2 separate regions of the Mus musculus genome follow, and region 1 is linked to region 2. The links are chromatin loops, found by intact Hi-C in ENCODE. Cell type or tissue: gastrocnemius. All regions are shown on one strand. Each heading gives the region's core, and the rest is flanking DNA. Links, peaks and the distances in the headings are about the cores only.

What was found. Peaks named below come from ENCODE experiments on the same cell type or tissue, not always from the same donor. Only the 100,000 strongest peaks of a DNase experiment are listed, where the experiment ranks them.
Region 1: a loop joins it to region 2, with 4 times the contacts of the local background. A loop is called at or near these places in 8 of 42 quality-filtered maps.

What each region holds. Positions count from the first base shown.
Region 1 is chr6:52,599,896-52,602,810 of GRCm38, reverse strand. The region is part of intron 4 of Hibadh (3-hydroxyisobutyrate dehydrogenase); the gene reads left to right. Among named protein-coding and RNA genes, the nearest start is that of Gm33047, 22 kb to the right of the region's middle. In gastrocnemius, for the core only: a CTCF peak has its summit at 1,483 (motif pointing right); a DNase peak (open chromatin) is centred at 1,497.
Region 2 is chr6:52,304,433-52,307,347 of GRCm38, reverse strand. No RefSeq gene overlaps it. Among named protein-coding and RNA genes, the nearest start is that of Evx1, 7.6 kb to the left of the region's middle. In gastrocnemius, for the core only: a CTCF peak has its summit at 1,287; a DNase peak (open chromatin) is centred at 1,275; H3K4me3 peaks cover 778 bases; H3K27ac peaks cover 205 bases.

The sequences.
Region 1 (2,915 bases), core at 211-2,710, 300 kb before region 2:
TGTCTTCATTTAGCATTCTTTTGTTAGATAAACAGCTCAAAAAAAGAATAGTTTATTTCTTGTAAACACTCAGATTGTTGAAAGAACTATTTTGATTTAAAATCCTGTGTAGAGATGAGATTTTTCTAAAATTCAGAAATAATTTTAAGAAAGACATAATAGTAACTATGTAACTGACTTTTGGACCTGGGATTTGTAATAGCAAACTTTGAATTAGTACTTAAAAATATTTGATGATATCTCACGGTCTTTAATTGGTTTGAACTTTGATATTCTTATTAGTACTCATATAAAAACAAGTTTGCATGATCCAACATCTACATCTTAGACCTTGCACTCTGTCTACGCTGCAACAGTGAGGCTAATGGGAAGGAGTCCATATCTGACTCAGAAGAAGCAGGCTCATTGCAGGCTTGAATAGGGTGGCAAGACCAACCAGGACTCCAAGCTTGTGGGAAGGGAGAGAAAAGCTTTGCCCTTCTCTGTTCGGCTGCTGGGTTTGTACTGAAAACTGTAAAGTTAAACTTTTTGGAATCGTTACTATCCCAAGTGGGAATATAAACTATATTGAACAAAATTTATTTAGCTTGTTAAAAAGTCAACATAAAACTGTGGTTAATTAGTTTATATTATTACATCACTTATAGTAGAGGCTCAAACTAGTACCCAGTAAGAGGAGCTGCCTCAGGTGAGCTGCCCGATGTTTGTATGGGGCTTTAAGATAATGATGAGTTTAAATTCCCTCTTAGAGCTAAGTGAGAATAAAACTAGAGGCAATAAATATTCTTGGCCAGGGCCATTAAATGAAAAAGCTGGGAATTCTCCAGCTCTTGACTTAAATTGTTTGTTTATCAGCTGGCGCCTAGTCTGGAGTCAAGAGCTGGAGATGTCTATCTGTGACAGAACTTTGAAACTCTTGCAGGACACTTTCATTTCAGCTGAAGGTAACTTGAGTTTATAGCTTTGGCTTTAAAGATTACTAATGATTTACTCATTTCCTTACTATTTAACCAGAGTGGACTTTTTCCCAGGAAGGGATCTGTGTTTATTTAGGGCTTTTGTCTGCGGAGGGATTAAAAGGCAGCCCACCAGCATTGTGAACTTGATGGTAATAAAAGGTCACCAAAACACACCATAAAAACATTCTTACCATGGAATTAATTATACAGTGTAATTTTACAAAGCAACTTGGTTACCCCAGCCTTATCCCCCTTCCTAAACATTCTCTTATTTGAAATGAAAACTTAAGTACAAAATTGCTTTGTGAAAAAATGTATTGCTGCTTTTATAATTTAAAGACTGAGGAAACCATCATGTGCATACATGCAGTTAATTGCTTAGAGGCTTTAAAGTTTCTAAATACATACGATTTTTCAACGGTAGAATAAAAATTCATTTGGGAGGACGGTAGAATAGTTGAAAGATGTAGTTGATATTTCAAGGAATGCACGACTTCTGAACACATATGCCCTGCTAAGAGTTTATCTGTGCCACCAGGGGGCATTGCATGCAAACCTGCTTGTGAGAAAGGGAGGGTTTAAGATATTTTTTGTTTGAGAAGATGTAAGACATTTCCTAGATTTTTGCTTTTGAAGTTGGCTTAAAAATACATCTGATAGTAAGCTAATTAAGTGTCCACAGAGAGTTGAAAAGACTTCTGAGGGTTACAGATAATTTATTTTTAGGTTGATTCTGAAAGTAAATCAAAGTGGACATTTACAGAGATTACCTTTTTTAAAGAAAATAAGATGAATATGATGTTTGTTGCTGTTAGTGATGTTAAACTGTTCTAAGAAGAAGGGATCCTGCTTGTAAAAATCCTCGAAAATATTTCAAACCCCCCTAGTGCTGCAAATTAACCCACACCGTCATGCACACATGTGCACACACACACACCACTACACCACACCACACCTGTTAGAAATGTTTGTTGGCAGGCTGTACTGATGAGCCTTTTTGAGAATACGGAGAGACCTTTTTGAAAGCTGCAGGTTGGCCCTTACACAAGCCTGACTGTGGGACTCATTAGGCAGTTCATGCTCATGTCTTAAAAGCTGTTTTAGGAAAATAAGTTCTTAAGTTTCCTGTACTGGCTTTCAACGAATCTTTATAGCTTTTTTGAATTAGCTCATTTTAAAAAGGTGATAATATAAAACAAAAAAGCACCTCATTATAAATTTTATAAAAGTGATATGTTTTCATTAAACTGAATACCATGTTGTATTTTTATGAGCCATTAAGTATAAATTAATAAATGGTACCAAAACCAATTGAATTATTTAATACAAATGTCTAGTTGGAAGAAATGCAGTTCCCTGTACATTATCTTGATTTTTGTACTTTAAAAATGTATTCTTGCCATGTAGAGGTGGCTAGTACTTAGCTTTGCTCTCTGCTTTATGAAGTTTACTTACTGTATGCACTTGCCTTTTCTCGGAGGCTTCTTGCTGTGTGAAGCCTAGCCACTGTGATGCTGCCGTTTAGCAACAAAGTAAAACCTTTCCCTCTCACACGGTAAATTATTAAAGCTCTTTCCTCTACTGTTGACTCTTTCTTATATTGTGAATTATTTGGTTAGCATGTGAGTTGCACTAAAAGTAATTCTATTCCATATTGTTAGAGATTTTCTTTGCATTAAAATAACTTCACATTTGACATTTGACCTGCATATTTTACTTTTTAACTTGATACAACAGTCTGCTTCTTGGCTTTGTTGTATGCTAATATTTCTACTTATTTTACATCAGAAGCTGCTGTGGTTTTTCTGTAGTTCTATAATTGTCTCTGCTGGCCATGAATTGTATCTTAGCTTGTCAGAATTTCTTACCCAGGCTTTTGTGAGCTTTGTAGCCAACATTTTCAAAAAGTCACATTTGACACAGTAAACTGGGTTAACAAAAAATGTACTTATAATG
Region 2 (2,915 bases), core at 217-2,716:
TTTGCACTTAACATTGGGGTGGGAGGGTGAGAGAAGAGTCTGGCTGTGTAGCCTAGGCTGATAGGAGTTCCAGCCATAGAGTTCAGACTGGCCCCAACTGGATGAGTCTCCTGCTTCTCTCTGCATGTACCCCTATACCAGTGCTTGCTCTGCTTTTTACAATTTTCTCCAAAGGCAAGCCTTTCCATGAGCTGAAGGACTTGAGTCAGCTCTAACTTTCTCATACAGTGTCCTTGCCCTGTTCACCCCATTCACTGATGGTAATAAGAGGGAGACCCACTGTAATATCAGACTAAGGAGTCTACAAGGAATCTGAATTGACCCTAACCAAACCCTTTGAGTGCTGGTCTCTGTCTTCTCTGGATCCCCAGCCTAGGAAGATGTCAACACCCGGTTCCTCTTTCCCAGTCCTTTGTCCCAGATAGGAGATGCATGGAGCCAGACATCCAGCACCAGTGATAACTGGGTGGGAAAAATGCCCCTGCACTCCGTAGTCGGCCTGGAACAGCAAGTCTAACTGGTCTGTGCAGCCAAACCTCTCTTTGGTTTGGTTTGGAGATTTGTGGAAGCTGACTTTCATAGTGTCCACTCCCAACCCAGACTGACCAACCTCCAGGCTAATTGAGCTTCACAGTCTCTGAGACGAAAAATGGTCTCAGATTGAGAGGCACGCAGCTAGAAGTGAATGAACGATTTTAACTTAAGTCAAGAAGCTTCCAAAGGCCAGATTAGGACATTTTCCCTGTGCTCTCAAGGACCAGAAACTGTATCACATCACATTCCCCAACATCCAGGTAATCAGATGCTTCAGGTATGGAAAGATCTGGACAAGGGCCACCCTTCCCGAATTGGCTGGGTGGCTGCGGCTACGGCTGTTAAGCAGAGAATACAGAAAGTACAGGAAAAAATAGTTAACCCGCAGGGTGCCTCATTGTAGACAAACTGCTCGCTCCCAGGCCCTGAGGGTGTGCTGGTGCTGCGACCTTGGGACACAGGGTGGATCAGATTGTGGCAGCGAGCGAGACATGGAAGTGATGTCAGCTCAGAAAACAAGCGCCGCGGGCTAGGAGAGTACTGTGCGCCCCGGCTGACTCGTCATGGCGTCTATATCCCTTCCGTTCACCATCACAGCGGCACCAGGTGCAGCTGCACAATCCCCTAAATGTCCCTTTCAAGCTGAGAGCCAGTCAGGCGTCCCATCCGGTCTTTGCAGCCCGGTCCTGTATCCTCCGCCCCTTGCTGCTGCGGTGACAAAGCACCGCTCACGAACTGCTGTCTTGGTGCGCCCCCCACTGCCGATCGCCAGAGGCGGAAGTCGCATCCTCACTGGCTCAAATGCCAGGGTTCTGCCACTACAGGCACGTGAATCCTGCATAGCTAGAGGTCGGTTGATCATGGCACGGTAGTGAGCCTCGCTCCTGGTGCGTCTGCCCTGGGGTTAGACTCCAGGAGAGCTGGATGCGAGGTCTCCGCCCACATAGTCTCGGTTCCAAAGACTGGTAATTAACTACAGGTGGGAAAATGGACCTATCTCTCTTATGCCACCCTGCCTCCTCCCCAGTCATTTGAGAACCAACGCAGAAATACCCCCCACCCCCGTAAGAACTGTAGCAAGCATACAGTTATAGGATAGAAGTCGTTATAATTTTCACTTGTCAGCCAATATATCCACTCAGTCCAGTCGTGTTCCCAGCGTGCATTGTTCCACTTGATAAGACTCAGCCAGCCCAGGCTGTGGAGCCTCTGGATATTGCTTTGCCTACAGGTCTTGGACAACTCTTTCCTTACTTTTTGAGGCCTATTGATCAACAAGCAACCCTTCTCAGATTCACCTAGACAGTGGTCTTGAAGTGTGGTCTGTACAGCATCTGGGAACTCCATTCTGGGATCTTCTGAATCAAAAATTCTTAGCCTTGGGTTCAGTAATATGTTTCAACAAGCCCCTCAAATGATTACAAAGCACATTCAAGATTAGAAGTGCTGCTCTGTAGATTTCATCACGTCTGTGGTCCTTTGCCTGAGATGGGTTTCTAAAAGAGTACCTTAAAGGTTGCACACACATACACACGTATGCATATTTGAGTATCTCTATTCTTTATCACTTCTAAGTAGCTCTTTTGTTGTTGTTTTGATTTGTTTGTTTTGTGTTTCATTTTTGGAGACAAGTGGTTGTTTGTTTGTTTGTTTGTTTCTGTGTAGCCCTGACTGTCCTGGAACTCACTTTAGGTTAGGCTGGTCTCCAACTCAGAGATTGCCTCTGCCTCTGCCTCTGCCTCTGCCTCTGCCTCTGCCTCTGCCTCTGCCTCTGCCTCTGCCTCTGCCTCTGCCTCTGCCTCTGCCTCTGCCTCTGCCTCTGCCTCTGCCTCTGCCTCTGCCTCTGCCTCTGCCTCTGCCTCTGCCTCTGCCTCTGCCTCTGCCTCTGCCTCTGCCTCTGCCTCTGCCTCTGCCTCTGCCTCTGCCTCTGCCTCTGCCTCTGCCTCTGCCTCTGCCTCTGCCTCTGCCTCTGCCTCTGCCTCTGCCTCTGCCTCTGCCTCTGCCTCTGCCTCTGCCTCTGCCTCTGCCTCTGCCTCTGCCTCTGCCTCTGCCTCTGCCTCTGCCTCTGCCTCTGCCTCTGCCTCTGCCTCTGCCTCCTGAGTGCTGGAATTAAAGGCACTGGGGATGCAGCTCAGCTGGTAGGATGCATGCCTAGAAGGCGTGAGGTTCTAGGTTTCACTACCAGCATGGCATAAACTAGGTGTGGCAGCCCATGCATGCAATCCCAGCACTCAGGAGAGGAAGGCAGGCAGGTCAGAGGTTTGAAAGCATTCTCCATATGAGGGGCTGGAGAGATAGATGCTCAGGGTTGGGAACACTGGCTGCTCTTCCAGAGGACAGGGTGCTATACCCAGCACCCACATGGCAGCTTACAGCTCATT